2 separate regions of the Homo sapiens genome follow, and region 2 is linked to region 1. Evidence: chromatin contacts called from ENCODE Hi-C or POLR2A ChIA-PET data. All regions are on one chromosome and are shown on one strand. Each heading gives the region's core, a stretch centred on a gene start or an enhancer-like site at or near the end of the contact. The rest is flanking DNA. Distances are from core to core; before and after follow the strand shown.

Region 1 (6,266 bases), core at 2,713-5,212:
GATTGGAAAAACAACCCAAATACCATAACACAGAAAAGCAATCCAAATAAAAAGCAGCAACTGTGTGTCTGGAAGGAATAAACTGAGGAGGAGAGGCGCGGAGTTGTGCAGCGTGGCCGTGAGGCTGCCAGCCCTGGCAGCCCGCAGATGGGGGCTGGGCAGCAGCTGCCAACAGGCCACGGGGCTGCTCTGGCCAGGGGCTGGGGCACTGGTGGAGCAGAGTCTGGGCTGACTCGGGGGCATAAGGCGTGACTCGCAACCCGAAGCTTCCTCCTTCCCGGGGCTCCGGGTGCTGCCTTCGGCAGTCCCCAGTGGGCCACAGAGAGGAAGTGTGGTCTCAAAGGGGGCTTTTGGAGCCCCAGCCACCCCATGACCTATCTGGAGGGTTCTTCTCACCCTTCTCCACCTAAAGGGTCTGCTTGAGACCATGGAAAGAGCCAGAATGATGCCCCTTCACACTGGCATTCTGAGCATAGGGCAGGCGGCAGGGGTCTCACAATAAGGCAGGGGAGCCCTGACTGTAGAGGAGAGAGTGGGAACAATTTATTCTGGGGCCACAGAATGCAGAATCACAATGCTGGGGTTCCCACCCAGCCCTCTCCTGACGAGCAGGGTGACCTTAGGCAAGTCACTTACTCTTTCTGAGCCCAAATCTCCTCGATGTCAAATGGGTACAATGAAGTTTTCTCTGCTCACCTCAGGGTAGAACAAGACTGATAATGATCGTGAGAAGCATTTGGAAGCAGGAGCTGCTGTCAGCTCCCGCTGTCCTTAGAAGCTGGGTATGAGGTGCAGAGCCGGGCGTGTATCGCACCGCGATGCCTGTGTTTCTCTGAAAGAGGTGTCACTCCCATTTCACAGATGAGAACCGTAAGGCTCAGGGACGTTAAGGAACTCTGAGAGCTGGCAGATGACAGAGTTGACTCTGGAGCCCATGTCCTCTCTCCTGAGCCACATTGCTGGAGGGGAAAGTATTCTGATATTGCAGTCCAGTGGGCAGGAATGGGCAGTGTCACCACTGGTGAGCCCAGGGAAGAGGCAATGCCTAGAGCCCGGGCAGAGGAGACTGGCTGGGAAGGCTGGCAGCTGGTGGCAGGAGCCCTGTTTGGGCTCGGGCCTGGGTGAGAGGCTCAGTGGAGTGAGCTGTGCCCAGACCTGGAGGAGCCGAAGTCCCCAGTCCCCTATGAAGGCCTGGAGGCTGGCACACCAGCCGGGGTAGCCAGGAAAAGGGCAGCACCCAGGTGACAGAGGGTGTCAAGGCGCTGTGAGGAATTGTGATACAGGTCAGGGCTGAGGAACCAAGCAGGGAGCACATGATCTGCGAAGCGAGGCAGCGCAGCACCAGAGTGTTAAGAGAGGCGGGAGGAGCTGCACCGTCGATGGGGCCAACATGAAGAGAGGCCTAGGCAAGTCCCCGGGTTGGCCCAGGAATAAAATCCACAGCTGCTGCGGGGCCCTCCTCTCACATCACCTTCCTTCACTGCTCCGGGAGGAGGAGGGGGCTTCTCCAGGCCTGGGCTCGAGCACAGAAAGCAAGTCAGTGGTATGTCACAGGATGTGGAGCTGAGGAACGGGGTTTTAAGATGTACTTATGAGCTCTGTGACCTTAGAGTACACACTTACCCTCTCTGTGCTCAAGAGAGCCAAAACCTGGGCCAGGTGCAGTGGCTCACACCTGTAATCCCAGCACTTTGGGAGGCCAAGGCAGGTGGATCACCTGAGGTCAGTAGTTTGAGACCAGCCTGGCCAACATGGTGAAACCCCGTCTCTACTAAAAATACAAAAAATTAGCCAGGCATTGTGGCGTGCACCTCTGATCCCAGCTACTCGGGAGGCTGAGGCGGGAGAATCGCTTGAACTTGGGAGGCAGAGGTTGCAGTGAGCCGAGATTGCGCCATCGCACTTCAGCCTGGGTGACAGAGTGAGACTCCGTCTCAAAATAAATAAACAAAGATAAATTTTTTTAAAAAGCCAAAACCTAGACAGGAGCAAAGCCGAAGGTGCTTTCCCTCCAAGCCCCTGCCTGTTACCTCCTCCACGAAGCCTGTTTCTCTGGCAAAGTGAGTGAGCGGCTCCCTTTCCAGCGCCCTGTAGTGCCCCGCATGTCTCCCACAGGCCTTCCAGGCAGTTGTGACCGCTTCATTCTGGCAGCAGGTAGCAGAAGCGCATGTCTGTTGCCCCATCAGGGCTGTGGGCATCTTAAAGGAACCCCAGCTGGTGCCTGACAGAGGGGCTGGTAAATGCTTGAGAAATGGAGGGACTAAATGAACAGAATTTTATTGGGGAGCTTCCTAAAGGTAGTGGTTGGATCTTTAAGGAGTTGATGTTTTTGGATCATACTTTTTCTTTAAAGAAATCAAAGCTCTTTCTCGTTCCCAATGCTTGGTCTTAGCCGTACCCGTTTCTAAATGTTAGAATTCTCTTAACAATGTTTATTTATTCATTCCACAAATGTTTCTTAAGCATATACTATGCGCCAGGCTAGAAAGCAAAATCTTAGAAGACATGGCCTCTGTCCTCAAAGATGTAACTATGAAGTGGCCAGAAATGGGTGCAGACAAGCACGTGGATAATTTTAAGCTATGACCCTCTGGAGGATTCTATAGGAACCCATGAAGGAGGCTCCACCAAATCCATCCAGGAGGGACCAAGGAAAGACAAGGCTGCCACGTGTGGCTGCACAGGTCGTGCACTGCACAAGCCAGGATACCTCTTGGAGTTGTGTGATGCGGCGGTCTAGTCCTTCCAGGCCAGGAGCAACTGAAGCGCTGTTGCTGCCCCCACCCCAATGCCCAACCCCATCCATCTATCTGGTCCCAGAGCATCTTTCCCCTCTGGCTCCTCTCCTCAATAAAAATTCCTTTGTCCGACCTTCCAGAGGTTTCTTTAGAAAAACTCTCCAGTAGTTCTTGCTGTCCCCTTTCTCCTGCCAGCTCTATAAAGCAAGCTGGCTCCTCTCAGAGATTTACGTTTTTGGGGAGTGTGAGTCACGGGGAAAGAACTCTTTCCACAGCTTTCTAACCTTTGATGTGACCTCCAATACCCTGTGGCTAATACAGAGTGATCTAAATCTCACAAAGCTCATACACACAAGAGCTGCACTGCATTGGGCCGTGAAAAAGGCCTCTGGCTAGCCAGCTCCTGCCACCAGCTGGAGGAATGTTCTCCATTCCCACCTACACCAACAGCCCTCCTCCAAGATCCTTCCACTCTCCTGGCAGCTCCTGCAGGGGCAGTGGCCCAGGGCCCCAGTGGCTGGGAGAGAAGGTTTGCTAAGCCCTCCCCCGACCCCATGTCCCACCAGTCCATAGCTGGACCCAGAACCTCAGCTCCTCCAATTCTGGCAAGAAAGGCCTCAGTTGTTGAGCAAGAGAGAGAAAGACTGGAGAAACAGACATCTAAAATACAGCCTCCTTGATGAGAAGAACAGCTGGGACCAGAAAGATGCTTGTGAATTATGGGTGACATGACTGTTGAGGTCATGCCTGATGTGGACACAGGCGGCTATGGGCCTGGCTCAAACTGAACTTTCTGGAGGTTTTCCTGCAAAGCAGAACGATGTAAGTGAAATCTACTTTTTCCATAAAAATGATGGCTTTTTGAAGACCAATCCATCAGCAACAAATTTAATGAGCTAGAAATGACATGCCTGCTCTCCACACACTATACCTCTTTCTCAAGCAGGATACAGAACAAGCAAGGCAAGGTGGTAACTAATGAGATAATATCAATGAAACGCCTCGCCCAGTGCCTGGCCTATAGTAGGCGATCAATAAATGCTCACTGTTACTATAATGTTTTATTTTACTATTTGAGCAATCCCTGAGAGAGGAACTGAGTAGTGCAGAGAGAGGGGCTATAAAGTTTCCAGGAACTAGTCTGAGGGCCTGCCTGCCCGCGCGCCCGGGGAGGGGCCCGGGAGACCTCCGGCTAGGGTTTCACATCAGGAAGTTGGCTGACTGCGCAGAACGACACTTGCGCGCTACTACTGCTCATGCTGAAAATAGCACCACCACACAACCGGCCACAAAGGCAGGGGGACAGGCAGTGGCAAAACCGAAGTCATGGCCGGCTTCAGGATACTCAGTCTGGGATGGATGCCCTTTCCTTCCTCCCTCCCCTCCTCCCCATTCCCCATAGCAATCTGGAAGTCAGAGGGACTCAAAGCATGTCTTTGTCACTGGGTTTGGGCCCCACAGGCTGTGGGGTCCTGGGCCACCACACCCTCCCAGGGCAGGGAAATGGAGCCTGGGCTGGCTGCCAGCAACCTTCTCCTGGTCTCCGCAAACCCGCCCCATCCATCCCTCCCGTTCTAGGAAGTAGGCCACATGGACATTTGACCCAGACTCAAGTCAGGAGAGGGAGTTCCTTTCCTGCCCCTCTGAACACTGCGGGGGTCTTGCACCCTGGAAAGCCTTTTCAGAGGTTTCTCTTCTCCCATGGCCGGGATGCATCAGAAGGGACACAACAGCAGGAACCTTGGTTCTCTTTCCCGAGGGTTGAGGCTGGGTTGTGGGAAGGACTAGGTCATATTCTGCTGGGCAGCCACCTAAGAGGCCCCAGATGTGGCACCAGCTAATCCTCCGTACTCTCAAAACACCACCTTTGACATTGAGGCATCTGCCTTCTCAGCCTGTTAATCTCTTACCCAATACCCGGGGAAGATTACCCACTACGAGTGCAGTGGCGCGATCTCAGCTCACTGCAGCCTCCGCTTCCTGGGTTCAAGCAATTCTCCTTCCTCAGCCTCCTGAGTAGCTGGGATTACAGGTGCCCACCACCAGGCCAGGCTAATTTTTTTTGTATTTTTCGTAGAGATGGGTTTTCGCCATCTTGGGCAGGCTGGTCTCGAACTCCCGACCTCAGGTGATCTGCCTGCCTCAGCCTCCCAAAGTGCTGAGATTACAGGGGTGAGCCACTGCACCCGGCCTCTTTTTTTTTTTTTTTTTTTTTTTTTTTGAGATGGAGTCTCACTCTGTTGCCCAGGCTGGAGTGCAGTGGTGCGATCTCAGCTCACTGCAGCCTCCACCTCCCGGGTTCAAGTGATTCTCCTGCCTCAGCCTCCCAAGTAGCTGGGATTACAGGTAGTCCCACCATGCCTGGCTGGTTTTGTATTTTCAATAGAGACAGGGTTTCACCATGTTGGGCAGGCTGGTCTCTAACTCCTGACCTCAGGTGATCTGCCTGCCTCAGCCTCCCAAAGTGCTGGGATTACAGGCGTGAGCCACTGAGCCCAGCCTCCCCTACCACCAGTCTTGTTTCCCCACCTCCCTTTTAGTGAATTGCTCCCTTTCTCTACTGAACGGAGAACCAAAAGGACTTCCTTTGGGCATGTGCAGGGGCTCCAGACACAGGGAGAAGCCCCAGGAGGCTTCCTAGAGTTCATGTTTACTACACTTATGTTTAAATTCCAGGATTTGTGGTCAGGAGACATTGTTTTATCACTTACCTCTCATCATCATCGTCATTTACCCTTTAGAACCTCTGTGGCCTCATTTGTGAAATGGAGATAATAACGTCACCCACAAGGTTGTTGTAGAGAGGAGTAGATGAGGTACGAGAAAGTACTTTCCAAACTGAGGGGCCACATAATACTTATGATTATTATATTGCTGTGAGTTTATAAAAGCAGCCACTGTCCCTCAGAAATACCTCCAACGCTTGTGTATGTTGTTCAGGGAAACACTCCCAGAGCCTTCTAGACTGGAGACTGGAGTCTGTCCCCTAACTCTGAGATCCTATGGTGGGGCGTGGCCGGGGCTGGAAGGTGGGGAGGGGGCAAGGTCAGCCCCCTCACTGTCCTCATTCAACCTCCAGCAAGGACAGTGATTATAACCCCCTAAGAAACAGCGACATTCTCTCCCCAGGAAGAATGCACTTCTGAGGGATTACCTCACCCCTTCAGAGCCAAAGAGACACAAAGAAATGGCTAAATAGCCAGCCTGAAGTCACATGGCTTTCCCAGCCCCAGCCCCCCACACTCAGCCGTGAGAGCAGAGCATTAAAAGAGGCCAATCCCTAAAGTCAAGTCCAGGGTCCTCCCCCAGCCCCAAGAGCCTGGCTTAGGAGGGGCCAGGAAGACAGAGGCACCAATAACAGCTATTGTGTGTCGAGGCTGTTCAAGGTGCTTTATGTCCATTTTCTCTCCCTTGACCCAAATCACAGCCCTGTGAGACAGGAGTCATTATGTCATTTTCCAGATGAGGCTCTGACTGCATTTAATTTTCCTGAGGTTGTTCATTTAGTAAGTGGCAAAACTGGATGAG
Region 2 (6,266 bases), core at 2,372-4,871, 35 kb after region 1:
ATTCAAGCAATTCTCCTGCCTCAGCCTCCCCAGAAGCTGGGATTACAGGCGAGTGCCACCATGCCCAGCTAATTTTTGTACTTTTAGTAGAGATGGGGTTTCACCATGTTGGCCAGGCTGGTCTCAAACTCCTGACCTAGTGATCCGCCCTCCTCAACCTCCCAAAGTGCTGGGATTACAGGCGTGAGCCTCCGCGCCCAGCCGGAATTCTCTTTCCTTGACACAGATAGACTAAATCCCCCTTCACTTTCTTGCTTAAAAAAAAAAAATCCAAAAGCTGCTGCCATTTGCTGCGTTGGATGCTGGCTGATCATTCTGAAAGGCAGGCAAATAAATCCAGAGGCCAGGCCAGGCTCCTTCCCTGGTCCTAGTGGAGCTTCCACAGCCATCTCTTGGGTTTGGCAGGGGCTCAGGAAGGATGGGAGGAGGGCCGGGGAGCAACCTGACTTAGGAAAGCAATGGCCTTGAGAAGGAGGCCTGTAACTCTGAACCAAGAGCCCAAGTGTCCTCAGGAGGAGTTTCACAAAATACTGTCTGTCTAGCTGGTTGCCCAAGTCCCAGCCCAGGCCTGATGTGCTCCACTTCAACCCACAGGAGCCAGAAGCTTTGTCAGCCATGTGCCTTCTGCCTAGTGCTCCATGGCAACCCTGGTGCTGGCTCCTACTGGCTCTTACTCTGTGCCAGGCTGCATTCCCTCACTAAAGATCCTTAGAGTGGGTACTAATATTAGCCCCAGTTTACAGATTATGGAACCGAGGCTCTGAGAGTTTAGATCATCTCTCTTAGGTCACACAGCTAATTAGAGGCAGACCAGGATTTGAACCCATGTCTCTGATTCTGAGCGTCTGCTCTTCATTTCTAAGCTAGCCCATGTTTGACTGGGGTTCTGGTCCACCTTGCCAGCCTGTTCTGCCCTGTTCCTTAGACGGACGTTGCAGTTCAGCTCCATAAATGAGCCCCCTAATTTCCTCCTGGGCTGCCTCCTCTACCTGACATGCCCCTCAGCCTCACCTGCAACTATGTCATTCTACCCTGCTTCTGCGTGCCAAAAAAGACATCTCCCTCTTCTGGGCTCCTGTGGCATTTTGTTTATCTTAGTGGTTTTCAAAGTGTGTCCCTGGACCAGCAACATCAGCATCAGATCCCACCTCAGATCGGCTGCATCAGAAACTCTTGGCATGGGGTCCAACAATCTGGTTTGAACAAGCCCTCCAGGTGATCCTGATGCATGCTCAAGCTTGAGAACCACTGGGCTACCTCTTGTTTCTCCAGACCCCAACAAGTCTAGGTGACCATTAAGGGTAAGGTTAGCTCTTGTTGTGGTCTTTGACACCTGAGCCCAAGTCATCAGGTCTTTTATAAAGGAACCCTGAGTGACTAATAATGAAGTGGGTAAAGCTTTTTTTGGCCTCTGCTGCTGCTTTCCATTCCATTACCTGGCATCCTCTTCTGGAACAGCTGACAAAAGTAATCATTGCCATATGGACACTATCACCATGCCCTTCAGAACTGGTTCAATGCCTTCAACCATTGCTTCCTCACCCCAAGTGGGGCCTGAGGCTCTCCATAAAAATCACCTGAGACCATCAGTGTCTCAGCCTCAAAGAATCTTTCCAGTCTTTGTCATTAACTGCCTGCCTGACTCCCTCCTGGCCTCTTCCCTGAAGTGTCTTAACACAGCCCACAGCCCACAGCCCACAGCCCAGCCTTGGCCTAGGGAATGGCCTCCCAAACCCATATGTCCTGAAGGTGAAATCAGACTTCACCCTTACTGATGGAATCTCCAACTTTGATCATGGTATTTTCTGTTTCTTCCTTTAATTCTGTCAATTTTTGTTTCATGTCTTTGAAGCAGTGTTAATAGTTGCATACATGGTTATGATCGTTTTCCCTTCCTGATGAATTGACCCTTTCACCATAACAAAATGTCCTTCTTTTTCTCTGGTAATACCCTTTGTCTCAAAGTCTATTTTATCTGATATTAATGCAGCCCCACCAGCTTTTGAATGTATATAATTTTTCATCCATTTATTCTCATCTTACTTGTGTCTTTATATTTAAAATTCATCTCTTGTAGACTGCAAATAGGTCTTTTTTTAAAAAAAAAAAATCTTTTCCAACAATCTCTGCCTTTCAATTGGAATGTTTATCCTGTTAACATTTAATGTAATTATTAATATGGTTGAATTTCATTTTATTTCCCCCCTCTGTTTTTTATTTCTCTGTTCCTCCTTCCTGCCTTTTTTTTTTTTTTGGATTTTTTTTAGAATGCCATTTATTTTTTATTTTATTTTATTTTTTTCATTTTTTTTTTTTTGAGATGGAGTCTCAGTCTTGTTGCCCAGGCTGGAGTGAAATGGCGCAATCTCTCGGCTCTCCCATGTTCAAGCAATTCTCCTGCCTCAGCCTCCTGAGGAGCTGGAATTACAGGCGCACACCACCAGGCCCAGCTAATTTTTGTATTTTTAGTACAGATGGGGTTTCACCATGTTTAGCAGGCTGGTCTTGAACTGCTGACCTCAGGTGATCCACTCACCTCGGCCCCCTAAAGTGCTAGGATTACAGGCATGAGCCACTGCGCCCAGCCTGAATGCCATTTAAATCTATCTATTGGATTTGTAATTATACCTCTTTATATTAATTTTGAAATGGTTGCCCCAGGGATTACAACATATCGTTAAATTTTCACAGTCCACTTAGTTACTATTTCAAGTAAAATGTAGAAACCATTGCCCGCTACCCCCATCCTTTATGCTATAGTTATCATATGTATTACATCTACATACATTATAAAACCCATAAGACAATGTTATATTTTTTGCTTTAAATTATCATGTGAATTCTAGAGCAATTAAGAGGGCTCACTGCCAAAGGGAACCTCAAAATTAGAGGAGGCCTTTCTCAGGAATCTGATTTCGCTCATCAGTAGGAAAGGAAACCTGGATCTTTCAATGTTCTTTCACTTAATTCTAGCTGAAGGTGAGTTCTGGGGCCACAGATCAGAGCCACAGCTGATTCATCTTTATCTCGCCTTTGAGAGTCTTCATTAAGTCTCCTGGGCCCCGATCATCCTACCCAAAGTCCTTTACACTGTTTCCCACTGGTCCTTGGTGGTCAGACATGATGACCCAGAGTGACTATGCAGATTAAGACTCATCAGTATCCTGTCTTCCTCTCCTTCTCTCATAAGAGGCACTTTTGCTGATCTTTTTATGAGTTGTGTTTTTTTTTTCCTCACCTCTCCTCCTAGGTTATCTAGTTCCTGAAGGTAAGGAATCTGGTCTTATGCATAGTAGGTACTCAGACAACTTTACTGAAAGAGCAAATGAACCCTAAATGCATTTTCTGGCCCTTCTAAGGGCAGTCATGCACAGAAGGCAAAGTGTACAGGGAAGAGAAGGAGGCACATGGGTATCTGCCTCAGGAGTGACGGGAAATCATTTCCAGGGGCAGGAGGTATAGCCAAAAACATCACCGCGGATTGATGGCGGGATTGCAGAGAGCCTGGAGTTGACTGTGATGAAATGTACATGTGGGCGTTGAGAATGTGAAGGCTGCAAAACGGGGGAGGCTACCAGCCCAGGATGTGTGGGTGGAACCAGGATTTTCAGCATGCTTGTGTGTACCTGGAGGAAGTATGTCCTGGGCCACCCAGAGCTGCTGACACTGCAGCCTGGAGGGCTGAGGCTTTTTAGAGAAACCATTAGTCTGGTGACAGGGAGAAGAAGGAGAAAGTGGCCAGGGCCAGGGTAGGCACAGGGCTGGTTTGCAGGGCTGTGGGCCTCACCATAAGGGAGGCAAGTGGAGGGCATTCATCTGGGTGCTTGTGGGAGACATAGAGAGTCGGGGTTCAAGGGAGTGGAACTGAGACTGATCAGAAAAGGTCCTTCGTTCTGGAACAAAGGGTCCCAAGAGTGTCCTTTGACCTAAGCCTCAGGAGGAAGAAGGTTGTCTTGGCACAACAGGGTCTCCCCGGGGTCAGGATAAAGGAGGAGCCCATGACTGGGAAGAGGTGAAACTGGGAGTGTCTCTGAGTCATGCCCTCAGCCTGTGCCAAGCTAATTGAATGACATGAGACTTGCAATACCTAATTTCATACGAAATATGATAATGGAGTAATGGGCCAGATTTTTGCATGTGGCTTGTAGAAAAGCTGAGAAGGAGGAGAGATGGAGCAGGAACAAGCCGCAGCACGTTTCAGCTCATGAGAGCCAGTTAGCCAGTCTGCTGGGCACTGCCAGCTGCGGTGAATGAAGTGCCTGTTGTTTCAAGGCAGGGGAAAATGGGTGACCGTTATTTTTAGTGAGGAATTCATATCCAACATGGTGTAAGGTTAAACAAATCTACAAGCGAGACTCGACCTGTTATAATAATCTTAAGTGGTTTTGGCCCACAGCAGGAGGGAGAGGCAAAGGTACAGCTGCTTGTGAGACCTACTGTGTGCCCATCCCCACAGCAGGCTGCCTACTAGGAGGGTGCCACGCTCAGGCTTTGTGGGAGCTGGAACATGGACATTGTGAGAGTTTGGGGTTGCTGGAATTTTCCTATTTTATAACACAGACTAGCTAGCTCTTTAATGTATTAAACTTCTTCCCAACACTATATGGTCAGCACAATTTTGCAAAAAGACGGTGTTAGGCCTTCCATGAGGTTTCTGGGTATTCAAGCCAAGAACAGTGTGAACCCCTCCCCGCAACCCCTTTCCCATAAGGAAATGCCTGAGTATTTGAAAATGCTCTTTTACTTCCAATCCAGTCTAACTGCAGCTTCCCTTACATTCAAGGTGACTGCCATTGTGGTTAAGGGCCTGGACAAACTGGATCTTTGCAGAATTTAAAGCGGATTCAAACAACTCCTGAAGGCCACCAGCCTCCGTCAGGAAGCCTCCTCCAGTGTGGGAGTGTGGAGGCCACTGCTTCAGACTGATCTCTTGGCTCAGGGACAGATGTGGTGAGCTCTTTCTTGGCTGGAGCAGCTGATCCAATTCTGTAAGGTGGCCCTGCTTCTCTGCCCAATACGGGAGACAGCAGGGCTTATTCCTAGTCTTTATAAAGTGGGCTGCTCATCACTATGGGGAATTCTGAATGCAGCAAGGGTGGTCAGGATCAGCTGGACAGGAGTCCTTTCTGGACTCCACCATGAATGGTTCTGCCTGGACACTTGGAAGTTTAGGCAGATCCATCCTGCTTGAGGTTCTTCAGGGTCATCTTTACAACAAAGAAATTACTAAATTCCTGGTAAATAGCCAAATCACAGAAAAAATCAACTACAACTTTATCAAACGACTAAAGTAAGCATTTTGCTTAATTACAGATGTGCAGCATGGTTGTCTTTCTGGTTCTCATGGCCCATCCCTGCTCCTCCAGGCAGGGGTGGGTGAGCCTGCGTTCTGACCTGGACTCAATCGCCTCTCCATGTTGTCAGTTTGTTTTCTTCATCTGCCCATGTTGCCAGGGACCTAGAGACCCTATTTCTATCTCTTCAATACATGGTGGTTATACTGCAATGCCTGGCTTTGCAATTGGCAGCGGCTCATGAGGGCTTTTCTGCTGCCAACTCTGCGTGCTTCTGACCCCCGTCCCTCATCGCGTCACCCTCTGCTGGTTTGTCCCTCTGGCCTTGCTCCCCGGAGGTGCTACATCCAACCTCTCTCAGCGTCCCTCTCAAGGCTCCCTCCTGCAGGTCCACACTGTCTATGGCCCTCAGCTGTGAGGGCTCTGGAGGCTGGGTCATTGCTGCACAAAGCCACTTTATGACAGAGAGCCCTTCAGCCAAGCATGGAGGTCAAGGCTAACAGTTGGCATTTTGACACCTGCATGCTTATTTTTTGTTTTCCACTACACATCAGTCCTGCAATCACAATTATATACCTCAAATGTTTTCTAATTAGTCTATTGGCACACAAAAAATTCCTTCAGTATAGCATTATTGCGGTGACCGTCACGATCATCCCAAGCCATTAATTCATAAGTATCATCATTAGTAGTTTAATAGTTAACCAAATAGTAATATATTTTGTTTAATAATTAAAATAATTAATAGTGATTTATTATTAAATTATTACCATCGGTCTGTGCCTCTGCCCAACTCCATGAGGGCTTTACCTGGCCCTTGCAGGTGGCACCTGTGACAACAGGTCACACAGTGGAACTCTGACCGCAAGGGTGGCCAGGAACCTTTTGTCCCTTGTTTGGTGCTGAATGTTCATATTGCGCCCCAGCACCCACCACTTCCTGTGCCTCCTCCCCATGGCTCTCTTCATGTCA

Evidence for each region. Hi-C counts contacts between places; a loop is a spot of excess contacts on that map. ChIA-PET counts read pairs that join two places held with the same protein, here RNA polymerase II (POLR2A). Pooled maps may share reads with other maps.
Region 2: POLR2A ChIA-PET joins it to region 1 with 16 read pairs in MCF 10A. The contact joins two enhancer-like sites. A Hi-C loop is called at or near these places in 2 of 168 maps with a recorded cell type or tissue (GM12878 and breast epithelium) and 1 of 50 pooled maps. POLR2A ChIA-PET finds 5 or more read pairs at or near these places in 5 of 52 experiments (IMR-90, MCF 10A, Panc1 and 2 more).

The regions. Positions count from the first base shown.
Region 1 is chr3:184,685,532-184,691,797 of GRCh38, reverse strand. No RefSeq gene overlaps it. Among named protein-coding and RNA genes, the nearest start is that of MAGEF1, 23 kb to the left of the region's middle. RefSeq lists enhancers at 841-1,341, 1,342-1,842. Within about 2 kb of position 3,962, at least 17 of the 41 ENCODE cell types and tissues checked have a DNase peak (open chromatin) inside an H3K27ac peak, as active enhancers do; they include breast epithelium, where a contact is called at or near this core.
Region 2 is chr3:184,649,971-184,656,236 of GRCh38, reverse strand. No RefSeq gene overlaps it. Among named protein-coding and RNA genes, the nearest start is that of MAGEF1, 59 kb to the left of the region's middle. Within about 2 kb of position 3,621, at least 3 of the 41 ENCODE cell types and tissues checked have a DNase peak (open chromatin) inside an H3K27ac peak, as active enhancers do; they include breast epithelium, where a contact is called at or near this core.